2 separate regions of the Homo sapiens genome follow, and region 1 is linked to region 2. Evidence: chromatin loops called from intact Hi-C (ENCODE). Cell type or tissue: IMR-90. All regions are shown on one strand. Each heading gives the region's core, and the rest is flanking DNA. Links, peaks and the distances in the headings are about the cores only.

Region 1 (7,549 bases), core at 1,436-6,435, 830 kb before region 2:
GGATTGAGCATGTGGAAAATCTGACCATTTTATTCAGTGCCTCTAAGGCTGGGGCAAGATCTCATCAGCAGCTAAAAAACAGAAACTTCTGACTTAACCATAGTGCTTTAGTTTCCTCCTTATTAGCAGAATGCGTGAAATCTCTTTAGAGTTGCTCTCTTTCTGTATCTGTGCTAAATGACTGTGCATGTGTGACAAAGTATAGTTAATGAAATCATTTAAACATTACTCAGCACCCACTATGTGGCAGATACTGCAAGGCACTGGAGACACAAAGAAGAATGAAACATAATTATCCCAGGCCTCAAGCAGTCATGGTCTAGTGGGGGGAGACAGATCTGCAAACATCTAATTACTATATAATGACATAATGTGGAAAATGCTGTAATAAGAAGTACACAGGGAGCTGTAGGAGCATAGAGGAGGGATGAACTCATTCCACAGGGTTTCCAGGAAAAGGGAGACTGGGACCATGTGACAAAGATAATGATATATTTATCTGCTGAGCCAGAGTTCTCCAGGTAGAGGAGTAGAAAGGCACTCCCAAAAGAGGATCTAGCAAAGACCAAAGCTAGTTGAATGTTTGAAAATATGTTTAGGAAACAACTGATTTGGAAAGTTTGTTATCAAGGGACCTCATTCAACAGGGGAAACCTTGGAGAAAAGAAATAATCCCCTTTCTACCGGCACACAGAGGAGAGTAGATGAAATAAACATTAGAGTTGCTTTGAAAAGGAAAAGAAGTAGAGATGGTTCAAAGAAGCAACAGACAGTGTGATGGGGAGGGAGGAGGGTAGGATAAGGTAAAGCCAGTCCCAGATGGATGCCCTCATGTTTCCACATTGTTTCTAAGTCCATACCTTTATCAGGTGCATTTTATTCCATTTTTACACACGTTCCCCTAGCCACCTGGTCTCTGAAGCAGCACTGAACCCCTTAAGTGACAGGGTTCAAAGATGAAACCGGATTCGGCCATGCCCCAGGGATGGTGTTATCTAAATCCCAAGAGAGACATAGACTAAAGGTCCCCTCAAAGAACAAAAATAAAAGGGAGACAAAGATTTCATCAGCCAAATTTGGGATCTTGAGGAGGAGAAAGGCTCTCTGGACAATTGAACTCCTGTCAGAACTGGGGAACAAAGCAGAAGCTTGTTACCTAAAAGACCAGGAACGTTCAGCCAGAAACTAGTGATACGGATTAATTTCCAGGATATATGTTTTTTGTTTTTTGGGTTTTTTTGAGACAGAGTTTCGCTTTTGTTGCCCAGGCTGGAGTACAATGGTGCAATCTCGGCTCACCGCAACCTCTGCCTCCCAGGTTCACGTGATTCTCCTGCCTCAGCCTCCTGAGTAGCTGGGATTACAGGCATGTGCCACCATGCCGGCTAATTTTGTATTTTTAGTAGAGACGGGGTTTCTCCATGTTGGTCAGGCTGGTCTTGAACTCCTGACCTCAAGTGATCCGCCCACCTTGGCCTCCCAAAGTGCTGGGATTACAGGCATGAGCCACCGCGCCCAGCCCCAGGATATACTTTTAAGTGAAAAAGCCAAATGTAATCCTAGGATGTTATGTACATCCTAATGTGTATAACATAGTATTAAAAAGTACACACATAAGGCCAGGTGTGGTGGCTCATGCCTGTAACCCCAGCACTTTGGGAAGCTGAGGTGGGTGTATTTCTTGAGCCTGGGAGTTCGAGACTAGCCTGGCAACATGGTGAAACCCTGTCTCTACAAAAAATACAAAAATTACCAGGGTGTGATGGCATGAGCCTATGGTCCCAGCTACTCAGGAAGTTGAGGTGGGAGGATCACCTGAGTCTAGGAGGTCGAGGCTGCAGTGAGTCGTGATCATGCCACTGTACTCCAGCCTGGGAAAAAGAGTGAGAATCTCTAAAAAAAAAAAAAAAAAAAGGAAGAAGAAAGAACGAAAAGAAAAAAAAGAAAAAAGGGAAAAGAAAATATACATGTATCTTCTTATTTGTGCAAATAGAAACATAATAAGAATAAACTTGAACTAATGAGATTGGTTACCCAAAGGAGATGGGTAGGGACTCAATAGAAAGAATGGGAGAGCAGGAACAAAGGAGAAGGGCTAAAGGGAGGTGACATTTCTCTGATTATACCTTTAGATATATATGTATATGTATATATATATATGTATATGTATATGTGTGTATATATATGTATGTATATGTATATATATAGATACATATGTACACACACACACACATATGCTTTGACTTTTGGTATCATGATCACATTAGTCATACTGAATAAATAGTCAAAATGAATTAGGAAGTAGAGAACATCGAAAATGAAATACAGTAACAAATTTGAAAAACAATGTTTTGACTATATTTTGTAAGGCTAAAGACAAAAAAAAACTGTTCACAAATATTGTTAGTTACTGAATTTGTTTTTCACTGGAGTATGAGTTAGCAATTCAGTAACTACTTTGTGTATGTTCTAGGACTGCTCAAATAAATATATTGGGGGTAATGAGAGTCTGGTTCCTCACTATTGGAGACAGAGATGGGACAGGCTTGAATGAACACTGAGGTGGTGGTTTGGAATCTGAGGTATCAATGTGAACTTGTGTTTTTGATATATTTGAGATAGCTAGAGATAGAAAAAGATGTAGATGGATGTATGTGGAACTTATGTATGTGTATACATGTATATATTTCTCATCTGTTTTCTCTGTGAGCACCTAGAAACAACATCACCTTGGCAAATGAGCCCCACCAGCACTCAGATCTCATTTTCATTTTAAAACCATTCTCTAATAAAAGGAACCAGTGCTCCTTGGCTGATTCCAGAGTTGAGGAAAAAAAAATACAAGGGGAGCCTGAAATATCTTGTGATGCCAGAAAGTAAGGAAATGATAAAAAATTGATGAGTCATGTGAAAAGGACACCAGAGTCCACTTGAGGGAACTCCCCATGGTCAAAGCTGGGAAAGGCAACAAAATAAATGAGACTAATAGATTATAACCTACTGATTACAATAAGTATTCATGAGTCCACATTGATAGAAAGACATACTGTTTTCATGTGGACCTTTATTTTCTACAATATCCTCATCTATAATAACGGAATTAGTAATGTTTATCTTGCAATATTGTTGTGAGGATTCATTTGGGAGAGGGTTTGAAAGAACTATTTAAAACACATAAAAAGTGCCTAGAAATGTTAATTGACTTCCCTGCCTTGTTCTCTTAGTACACAGTCATTTTCCTGGAAAACCAGACTATCACAATTTTGAAGCTGAATCCCTGGTAGAGTTTTGATTTAGTTTTAGAAATATGGTGTTAATCACTTTTTAGCAGCCTCCTTCAAAATGAAACCTTCTACCCATTGACTTGTCAGTAGTATTTAACCTAGAATAGTCATTAGGAATTCATCATCATTTCCCTATGCATTCTGCCTTCAGCTTCTTCCCTCCAGGTAAATTGCAGACGTGATGCTCAGAATTAAACTGTCAGGATGCTGCCATTCTGCTGCATGCTCCGGACAGCTGGCCGTTAGGGAGCACTGCAGGCTTGGAAGAGGTGACTTGTCTCCCTGTGTACAGCCCTCTGGGTAGAGCAGCTGTCATCTAAATACAGATGCTGATCTCCAAAAGAAGTTCCAGTTTGGTTACAGAGGTAATTTCAGCATTTTTCCTTTCTCTCAATATTTGAGTGGTCCATTTTTAGGATTGTTTAGAAGAGCTTCAATGGACCTATTTTCCTACCTATTTTCTATGGGTATTGTCTTCCCCTTCAGGTAATATGATCCTTGAAGGCAGAGAATGTTTCTACTTTTCTTTGCTAATCCCTCAGCATCCAATTTAATAATCTGCACACTAGACTTGATGCTATCAATCCAGTTATGGGTGCAAAGTAATCTTAGGAAGCAGATACAAATCCAATCCTCCTTCTGTTAGAGGGAGATAATAATACCTGCTTTTTACCTATCATACAAAGATGTATGTTCAAATCATTTTTTTTTAAGTTGGAAAAACATACTATGATTTGTGTGTAAGTGCTTTAGACTCTCTGGCATAAAGACAGTTAATTTGTTGATAACACTATGATGTTACTTATTCAACAAATATTTATCAAGCATTCATGTTAGCCCTGGTATTGTGTTAAATAGTGAGGATAAATAAAACTCAGGGCAAATAAAAGACTGTAACATCTGTCCTCAGTGAGTTTATAGTCAAATAATACGTGACAGATGTATAAATATGTTCAGCAAAGTGCCATAGTGTATGTGCTATGACAGCCATCTGTACAAGGCACATTGAGGCACAAGGAAGGTCAAGACATTCTACTGAAATTATTGAGAAAGGCTTCACAGAGAAGCTATCAATGTGAGCTAAGTTGGAAAGACAACCTAGCAACAGCATGAAGAACAGGTAAAAAGGAGAACTGACTGTAAGCAAGGAAACCAGTTATGAGACAATTCCAAGAGTCCAGGCTGGAGACAATGAGTCCTGCAGCAGCGACAATGGCAGCAGCCAGCACTCTGCAGGTCTTGTATGAAGAGCTCAGTGAATATTTGTTGAATATGTGAGGAATATCCAAGGAAACTGAGACGATAAATGTTGAAGGAGTAGGTATGACAGGAATTAATCATACAGTCATTTAACAAATGTATGTTTTGTCTCTACTAAAGATTGAACACTGTTCTAGGGGATGAAAATATAGTTAGTAAGCTAGACCCTGGTTTCAGGGGATGCACATTTTAATAGACAAGAAAAATGAACAAACAAAATAAGTCAGGTGTGTATAAGTGCTAAGAAGGAAAATGAAGCTGGATAGGAAGATAAGAGAACAGTAGGGGAGTAGGTTACTAATTTTATGTGGGGTGGTTAGGAAAGGGCTCAATGACAGATATTTCTATCAGTAGACAGATGAGCAAAGGAAGGTGGGGAGCTGTGTATCTGGAGGAAGAAAGGTCCAGGGAGAAGCAGGAAGGCTAGCATTTCTGGCACAGAGGAAGCAGGAATAAGAGAAGCAGAAGGTGAGGGCAGAGAAGAGGAATACACTGTGATAATGTGGGATGTCATTCCAGGATCACAGGTTGTCCCACAAGTCCTGTGTGCAAACCGTAAGTGAAATTCTGAGGGCTTCTGTTGGCAGCTCCACGGATGCTGGAGGTGGTGTCTTTAGGAGTACTCAGGTCTCTAGCCTTTGAGGAAAAGGAATACTCTAGAGTGGCTTCATGCTTCCTTGTTGAATTCCTGGTGCCATTCAACGAGATAAATAGTAGAGGTAAAGCCAGCCAGAGCGGTGGTGAATGAGCTACGTAATGAGTGTGTTAAGATATGTTGAGGTTGAGGTGTCTATGAGTGGCCAAGAGGGGCTGTCTAGTAGGCTGCCTATATAAAAATCTGTATCCAGGAGAGACTTCAGAGCTGGAAATAAGTGTTGTGTGCTTGTTTTTGATAGTTCTCTCATGGGAGTTGGTGTGGTCGTTGAAGGAGGGGTGAGGGAAGCAGAGGATGATGCTAGCACCTGACGATTGCCAACGTTTTAAGAGAGGGCAGAAATAAATGAGATTCCAAGTAAGACTGAGAAGGAATGTTTGGAGGTAGAAGAAGGAATAATAAAAAGTGATATCATAGAAGTCAAAAAGAAGAGATTTCTCAAAAAGACTGGAGTGGCCAGGTGCGGTGGTTCATGCCTGCAATCTCTGCACTTTGGGAGGCCACGGTGGGCGGATCACTAGAGGCCAGGAATTCAAGACCAGCCTGGCCAACATGGTGAAACCCATCTCTAATAAAAAATACAAAAATTAGCTGGGCATGGTGTCGTATGCCTGTAATCCCAGTTACTCAGGAGGCTGAGGCAAGAGAATTGCTTGAACTCAGGAGGCGGAGGTTGCAGTGGGCCGAGATCGTGCCACCACACCCCAGCCTAGGTGACAGAGCAAGACCCTGTATACCTCCCCCACACAAAAGACAGGAATAATGAACATTGTGCATTGAAGAAATGCCAAACGGGAGGTAAAAACATAAAGACACTGAGCACAGGTTACTTTTTCAAGGAACTTTGGTATAAAGGAAAATGTGTGGGATGTTAGCAGGAGAAAAATCAAAGGAATTGAAATGAGGCAGTTCTTCCTTTTGTTTTTGTTTCAAAGGTGGTTGGAACTTTAGCAAGTTTGTAGGCTTTGGGAAATGAATGCCTATACAGAGCTAGAAGCTGAAAATTTAGGAGAGAAAAGAAAGAGCTAATTGAGCAAACTCGCGGGAGACAAATGAAAATGGGAAGAAAGGCATTCCACTTGGAAGCCTGGTTCACTAGTGGGAACAGCACCCTTATCCTAAAGTCTAATCCTGTCTTTATTTCAGATTTTGATATTCTATGAATCATGGGTTTTTTGCATTAAGTTTAATTTTTTAAATATATTAAATTAAATACTATTTATCTTTATCACAGAGTTTTTTGGTCCTCTGAAATTTTACAGCAGAACTCTTACACACACACATACACACACACACACAGACACACACACGCACACATATATATATCCCTTACTTACCAATGAAAATGTTATTAGGATTAATTATTCAGGAATAAGGTTAATAATTAGACAAACACTAAGGACTGGGGATGCAGGACATAGGTGGAGGTGAATATTCTCTGGGGCTCAGGGCCTGGACTCCCAGGGAGCAGCAATACTGTGACTTCCCTGGTGAAGGAAACGAAACAGAAAGGCACCACACAAGGGATCCCCTCTACGGATGGGCCTGGCTTTGAATGTGAGCACATTGACAACAGCCATTAGATGTTCACTAAATCATTCTTCTGTGACCTGATCCCAGGATCTTCAGTAAAGCTTTCTATCAGGGACAAACTACTGCCCAGAAAACATATAGCAACTAATGAACTCATATTATTACCAAATTATGAACCCATGCAGTGCATTTCCTTATTTTAGTACATTCTTTTCACAAAGCACAATTTATGTCCCTCCCCTTGTGATAGCTTTTTCTCCATCTCTGACTGATATATTCATGCAATAGATTTATGAGTTTCATATATTTACTTATTTTCTAACAGCATAAAATTCTACCCACATAGTTGATTGGCATCATTTTTATTTCTTGTTGAAACCCAATTTAATTCTTTATTGCTGCTGATTTACAATTTTCACTGGTGATAAAGAGAGAATGAGGGAATTCAGTTGTGAGTATCAAGGCTCACAACATTATAAAAATAGCTAGTTGATGGCAAAATGTCTCACTAGCCAGTCATGTAAACATAAGTAATTGTTTTGTCAAGTATTGGCAAAGGAATTGACATCTATTTATACTCTCGTTGTCAATGGTGTGATGGTAAACATTTAACAACTAGTTCTCTTGAAATAAAAGCCCTATTTTTTTATGTTTGCCAATTTCCATGGTGTAAATGCTCATAGTTGATTTCAAGCTACCCACCTGACATCGCTGAATGTGGAGTGGAAAAGAGTTGCACACTTTTACATGATATTTCTACCATATAGATAAAATGAACATAAATATTGTGTATAGATTGTTGTAAAATGTAGTAAAA
Region 2 (7,549 bases), core at 1,576-6,575:
TGGCTAACACGGTGAAACCCATCTCTACTGAAAATACAAAAAATTAGCTAGGCGTGGTGGTGAGCGCCTGTAGTCCCAGCTACTCAGGAGGCTGAGGCAGGAGAATGGCGTGAACCCAGGAGGCAGAGCTTGCAGTGAGCCAAGATCGCACCACTGCACACCCGCCTGGGTGACAGAACGAGACTCCGTCACAATAAAAAAAAAAAAAAAAAAAAAAGTTTTAGGAAGGCTCCTCTCTCGGAACAAGGCACGAGAGTACAGAGAGTTGGATCCAGTTCTAAGGCAGAGTGGGCTGCTGGGAGGAAAACAGGGAATCAAAACCAAGGTAAACAATTTAGGATTTGGGGCAGGCTCCAGTCCCAGCAGAGAACTGGAAAACAAACCAGGAACCTGGAGAGGCTCTTAGGACCAGACTTAGGGGGTCAGCTTTTCCCATGACAGAGACAAGAAGTAAATAAACATTTCAGATACAGATAAATGCTATGGTCCAGCACAGTAGAATAGAGAGGAGTTAGGATGTTTAGGGAAGACCTCTCTGAGAAGGTGGCCTTTGAGGTAAGATATGAACAATGAGTTGGCCAAAGACCTGGGGGCAAGAAACTTCTAGGCAAAGAAAACAGCAAATGCCAAGTCCTGAAGGGAAAATGAGGCTGGAAAAATACGTTACATAAAGTCTGGTAAAGCTGGAATAGGTAAAGTTGGAATAGATAAAGAGGAGGTCAAAGGCACAGATCAGGCGGGGCCTTTGTTTAAGGTAAAAGAATTTGGGCCAGGTGCGGTGTCTCACACCTGTAATCCCAGCACTTTGGGAGGCCGAGGCGGGCGAATCCCGAGGTAGGAGTTTGAGACCAGCCTGGCTAGCATAGTGAAACCCCATCTCTACTAAAATTACAAAAAATTGCCGGGCATGGTGGTGGGTGCCTGTAATCCCAGCTACTCAGGAGGCTGAGGCAGGAGAATTGCTTGAACCTGGGAGGCAGAGGTTGCAGTGAGCAGAGATCGCGCCATTGCACTCCAGCCTGGGCAACAACAGTGAGACTCCCGTCTCAGAACAAAAAAACAGTTTGGACTTTATTCTAAGTGCATCTGAGCATGCTTGGGGGAGGCAAGTTTTGATGGATTTCTGGAATGTGTTGCAATTTAGTCATCAGGAAATGTATTTAAATTCAGTTCTATGAGGTATGATAAGTTCTAAGGAGACAGGAATAGAAATAACTGCTATTGATTGTATATACTCATTTAAGTAAGAGTTATGCTATGGATTGAATGTTTCTGTCCTCACCTAAAATTCATGTTAGAACTTTAATCTTCAGCAAAATGGTACTTGGAGATGGGGCCTTTGAGAGGTAATTAGGTTATGAGGATGAAGATCTCAGGAAGGAATTAGCGCATAAGAGACCTAAGGGAGCTTGCTTTCTCTCTTTACTCTCTGTTGTGTAAAATGAGAAGACAGCCATCTCCAAACCAGGAAACAAGCCCTCACCAGGCACCGGAAATGACAGCACCTTGATCTTGGAATTCCCAGACTCCAAAACTGTGAGAAATAAATTTCTGTTGTTTAAGCTGCTCAGTCTATGATATTGTTTTTTAATATGTATAGCAGCTGAACTGACTAAGACAAGTTTTTTTTTTAAGGCAGGGTATAATAAGAGGCTGAATGTAAGGTTTGGCCAGTGGTGTGAGTTAAAGGACATTTACACAAAAATAAGTACCTTGCTACTCATGCTTATTGCCCCCAGATGATTTATCAAGCCAAGTATATTCTTCACATTCTAGTAAGGATACAGTACTTGTTCCAGTACTATATGCATAGTAAACATATTTCATTTCATGGAAAGAAGAATTTTAAAATATCTTGCTATGTGCCACATGTGAAGCTCAGAATGTATGCCACTGATGAATTCAAATAGAGAGTACAATTTCCCCACACCCGGTTCATCAAATTTTCATTTTTTGTGTGTGTGACATCAGGTAACATAAGCTTTCTTTTGATTATGTCTCTCATTTTGCCCTCAGTATTTTTTTTAGATTCCTGAAATCAGAGAAGTTTACCATTAAGTGAGAAATCTAGCTATATTGGCATAAATCCTGAAGAAAGAATGAAAAAAAAATGGCATCATGCCATATCCTAATCATGATAGAGCTAAAATAGAGTAAATGGCAAGAGTGTAACTTAGAAGAAACATTGAAATGAAATGAATGACAGTAAATATATTTAAAAGTCATGACAGGCACATCAAAATAAGGATAATTTAGTACTAAGTCATCTTTATAAGGAAAAAACTCAAACATAAAATTTAACATTTAAGCAAAATCATTATTAGCCAAGTAAAAATTCAGTAAGAACACTAAAAACATATGCTTTACACATTTTAACTTTTCTTCTTAGGCTGATCTATAAGGTATGTCAATGATCCAGGTATTTTTAAATATCTAGGTGTTTGATACCATGTAGACAAAAACTGCAGACATTTGGCTCAATTTTCTATTTTCACCCGGCTATTTAGAATCATATAAATCATATAGAATCATATAAAATCATATATCTTATAAAATCATATAAATCATATAAATCATACAAAATCACACAGCATGAACTATCTTTTCAAATCGTATAAATTAGGCACAGACCATTTTCCTTGTAGGCAACATATAATAAAATCAGAGGAACGACCATAGAATCAACTAAAGATGATAGCTGTTTAATTATGAAAGATAATCATTGATTAGTTGATAGTTCTTTATACAATAAACATTTTTAAAGAAGTCCTTCTGTGGAAATTTACCTGGCAGATACTTGTGGCTGTCAAAGGGTGATAATATTTGGCTGATGGAAATAGACAAAGTACACAAGTAGCTTTAATGCAGGTAAAAGATAGTATTTATTGTACACAGATGGCCTCTTATTGTGGAGGTACAGCAACCCTCAGGGTTGAAGAATGATGATTTCCTGGACTTCAGATCCCCCTGAGGATGCCTGGTGGACCCTGGCAGCATGTAACTGGGATAAGAAGTGCTTCAAGCCTGCCCAAGAAGCTTTTTCATTTCTAAAGGGATTCCTTCTTGGTTTTTGCCAAGTTTTATGGAGTCTCTGGCTCCCTATTCACCTATCCCTAGTGTACTGTACTCCTGCATGTTAGCTGTGAGCCTGGCTAAACTGTAGACCAGCTTCCCAGGCATCTTATCCTCCTAGTAGGTCTATTCCTATAGGCTGTTACTAGTTCCACTAGTTCCTTCTACACACAGATGCACACACACACACACACACACACACACAGAGAAAGCTGGAAGAATTTGAATTTGTTACTAAAGCAAGAAGTACAAAATGGAAAAATCAGTCTAAGACTATAGAATGTTGTCAGTTTAATTGATTGAAGCCATCCTAATGATACCCAGGGTCTGTCAGTGGTTAGACTTGATCTGATGGGCAATAGGGAATCATTGTACATTCTTGAGGAAGGGAGAACTAAGATGAAAATGATGTTTGAGAAAAATACTGATGGATTCTTTATAGTGGCCTGGAGATGGGATAAATGGAAGAGAAGTAAAATAAGTGATATAGGCATGAGAAGCACAGGTTTGTCTACCTTTCTCTACTACCTTCAACAGTTTCAACAATTGGCTATGTTCCTAACTTGAGTCAGGAGCCTTTTATAGGTGATCTCACTGGGAGGTAAGATTTAAAGGGAAATGACTGGAGGCAATCAGGTAGAGCAAACCTGTCTGTTCTCTAAGGGGCCAGCAGACATGAATGTGGTGGCTAGATGTGGGGACAAGAGTTTCTTAGAGAGCTAAGTTAGCCTTAACAATCACAGAGGCTGAAAATATTTGAGAAATGCCTATATATAATGGGATGGTGAAGAACTGACTTAGCTTAGGATATAAGATTATCCCCAGGGGATCTTGGCATAGAGTCTAAAGAAGAGTCTAAGGAGGATATACAGCTCATCTGTGTCCGTCAGAGTACAGCCAGGACATAAAATACACACCTGTTATTTTAATAGAAGGAGTTTAAAATAAAGATTTTTAACTAGGAATTAAAGAAATGAAAAGGCAAAAAGAGAACACTAAGTATAACCCTAGGCCTGGAGGATGAGGGAAGAAGTTGAAATTATTAACACTTAGTGACTTGGAAGAGAGGCTCTGCAGAGCTGGTGAACCAGAGAGGTGAGATGAGGCTGGTCTTTAAGCGTTGGAAAAATTGCAAACTGGAATCAGCTATTCTACTGGAACAAACCAGTGTAAGGGTTGCTAGAGTGACATAGGAACAGGAAACTAAAATAAGAACAGAAAACCAAGACAGGAGCAAGACACAAACAGGAAGTGTTTGTGGTCCCTGCCTTTAGCCTAGCTGTCTCCCTCTGGTGCCCTCTAGTGACAATGCCTAACAGAACCTCTGGCAAAAGAAAAATAAGAGTCTCAGCCCTAGCATTACCAAAGGGAATATAGAAAAATGAGTTTGATGCTGAGACAATAGTCTAATAACGGGGCAGACATGCATATTCACTAGTTGGTAGGATGAGTGTCATGACTAGAGTGAAGTGACGAGAAGACACTCAGTCATGGACATTCTGGGACAGAACATAATTGAGACAAACAATGAGGTCAGAGCCTCTTCCCAAAGGAAGACTTATATCTTGAGAAAATCTAGAAGCTAGTGATAAATAATAATAATGCTATCAACAGCATTATTTCATGAGTTCTTTCTATGAGCTAGACAAAGTTACGGCCCATCTTATTTAATCTTCACAACAGTACTAAAATGGTAGGTAGATATTATTCTACCCATTTTGCAGATGTGGAAACAGGAGTCAGGCAGAAGAATATCTAGTATGGTTGATAGATCATGATTGAAACCCAAGTTTTTCTGATTCTATGGCCTAGGAACAAAAGTGTTACTTGGGTTTGACTCATGATTTTCAGCTTCATCAAATTGCTTAAAAATCACTATCAGGGATTGCTTTAGTAAATTTCAACTATCAGCATGGGAGAGTACGTATAGAAGAACATGGGGAAAATTAAAACTTGCGTTGAGAATAGAAGTGCCCATACAAAAAACATCTACAATTACATGTGAGGACTTTGTAGCAACCCTGTGCATGCTCCACAAATATTGTGTAATAAATATACCAGTGCTGGATACAGGTTAAGGTGGCAGATAGGAGGCAGGACTAGCTTGTAGCTCCTGCTCGGATGGACAGAGCAGCATGTAGAGACTCACGTCATGAACTTTTGCTCCAATAACTACCATAGGAACATACCAGTAAAGCAGAGAGAATCCAAAGACCCTTTGAGGGAACTAGATCACTGCTTCAGACTCCCTGAGATGCTGAAAAACTGTGAGTCTGCTTGCTTTCTCAGCAAGAAGGCTGGTGGTCTGGAGCAAGTTCTCAGACATGGTCACCTGCTGCCAGGAAGTAGACTCGGTGCTGTTGTGGGGGCACAGTGGGAGTGAGACTGGCCTTTAGGCTTTTGGGCTGCGTGGGGAGGAGGTGAGGCCTGTGACTGCTGGCTTTCTCTGGTGACCTGTATGACTCAGAAGAGGCAGCCATAATAGCCCTGAGAATATAACTCCATTGGCCTGAGAACCACACCTCCATCACCCATAGCAGCCGCAGCAAGCCTTGCCCGAGGAGAGACTGAGCTCAGACATGGCTAAACCTGCCCCGACCTGATGGTCTTTCTGTACCCACCTTGGTAGCTGAAGACAAAGGTCATAATCTCTTGGGTGCTCTATGACCCTGCCCACCGCCTGAGAAGCCTGAATACTTAACCAGGTGTCCTTAGGGCAAGTTTGCATCCTTCCTATGGGACCACAGCTGATGTGATCTTGAAAGTGCTACCTCCTGGCTGGAGGTCAACCAACACAAAACCAGCACACTAAACAAAAACACAGCCAAGGACCCTCACAGAGTCCACTCCACTTCCCTGCTACCTTCACTGGATCAAGTGCTGATATCCATGGCTGCAAGACCTGAAGACGATTCACATCACAGGACTCCTTGCAGACACTCCCCAGTACTAGCCTGGAGCCTGTTAGCTCTGCTGAGTGGCTAGAACCAGAAGAGCAAAACAAGCACTACAGTTTGGTTCTTAGGAAACCCCATTCCTAGGGGAAGGGTGAGAACACCACATCAAGGGATCACTCCCATGGGACAAAAGAATCTGAACAGCAGCTCTTGAATCTCAGGTCTTCCCTCTGACATAGTCTACCCAAATAAGAAGAAAGCAGAAAAACAAATCTATTAATATGACAAAACAGGATTCCTCAACACCCCCCAAAAATCATACTAGCCCACCAGCAATGGATCAAAACCAAGGTAAAATAACTGAATTGCCAAAAAAAAAAGAATTCAGAAGGTTGATTATTATGCTAATCAAGGGGGCACTAGAGAAAAGTGAAGTCTAACTTAAGGAAATAAAAAACATGATACAGGATATAGATGGGAAATTCTTTAGTGAACTAGGTGGCATGAATAAAAAACAATCACAACTTCTGGAAATCAAGGACACACTTAGAGAAATGCAAAATGCACTGGAAAGTCTCAACAATAGAATCAAACAACAAGAAGAAAGAACTTCAGAGCTCAAAGACAAGGCTTTTAAATTAATCCAATTCATTAGACAAATAAAGATGAATTTAAAAAAATAAAGCCTCCAAGAAGTTTGGGACTATGTTAAATGTCCAAACCCAAGAATAATTGGTGCTCCTGAGGAAGAAGAGACATCTAAAAGTTCAGAAAACATATTTGAGGGAATAATAGAGGAAAACTTCCCCAGCCTTGCTAGAGATCTAGATGTCCAAATATAAGAAGCTCAAAGAACACCTGGAAAATTCATTGCAAAAAGATCATTGCCTATGCACATAGTCATCAGGTTATCTAAAGTCAAGACAAAGGAAAGGATCTTAAGAGCCATGCTATAAATGGTAACACAATAATAGTGGGTGACTTTAATAGTCCATTGACAACACTAGACAGATCATCAAGACAAAGTCAACTAAGAAACAGTGGACTTAAACTATACCCTACAACAAATGAACTTAACAGATATTTACAGAACATTCTACCCAACAATTACAGAATATATATTCCAGTACATGGAACATTCTCCAAGATAGACCATATGATAGGCCACAAAACAAGTCTCAGTAAATTTAAGAAAATTAAACTCTATTAAGTACTCTCTCAGAGCACAGTGGAATAAAATTGGAAATCAACTCCAAAAGGAATCAAAACGATGCAAATACGTGGAAATTAAGTAACCTGCTCCTGAATAATCAATGTGTCAACGAGGAAATCAAGACGGAAATTTTAAAATTCTTTGAACTGAGCAATAATAGTGACACAACCTATGGAAACCTCTGAGATAGAGCAAAAGCAGTGCTAAGAGGAAAGTTCATAGCATTAAATACCTACATCAAAAAGTCTGAAAGAACATTAGACAATCTAAGGTCATACCTCACAGAAATGGAGAAACAAGAACAATCCAAACCCAAACCAAAGAAGAAAAATAATAATAAAGATCAGAACACAACAAAAGTAAATGG

The links. Hi-C counts contacts between places; a loop is a spot of excess contacts. Peaks named below come from ENCODE experiments on the same cell type or tissue, not always from the same donor. Only the 100,000 strongest peaks of a DNase experiment are listed, where the experiment ranks them.
Region 1: a loop joins it to region 2, with 8 times the contacts of the local background. A loop is called at or near these places in 3 of 110 quality-filtered maps.

Annotation. Positions count from the first base shown.
Region 1 is chr13:60,222,705-60,230,253 of GRCh38, reverse strand. It overlaps LINC00434 (long intergenic non-protein coding RNA 434), which reads left to right. Exons shown (of 3, transcript NR_047022.1): 2 at 3,436-3,649. Among named protein-coding and RNA genes, the nearest start is that of LINC00434, 42 kb to the left of the region's middle. In IMR-90, for the core only: a CTCF peak has its summit at 3,533; no DNase peak of the experiment used is centred there; H3K27me3 peaks cover 338 bases.
Region 2 is chr13:59,388,635-59,396,183 of GRCh38, reverse strand. No RefSeq gene overlaps it. Among named protein-coding and RNA genes, the nearest start is that of DIAPH3-AS1, 620 kb to the left of the region's middle. RefSeq lists an enhancer at 4,263-4,372. In IMR-90, for the core only: a CTCF peak has its summit at 4,374 (motif pointing left); a DNase peak (open chromatin) is centred at 4,343.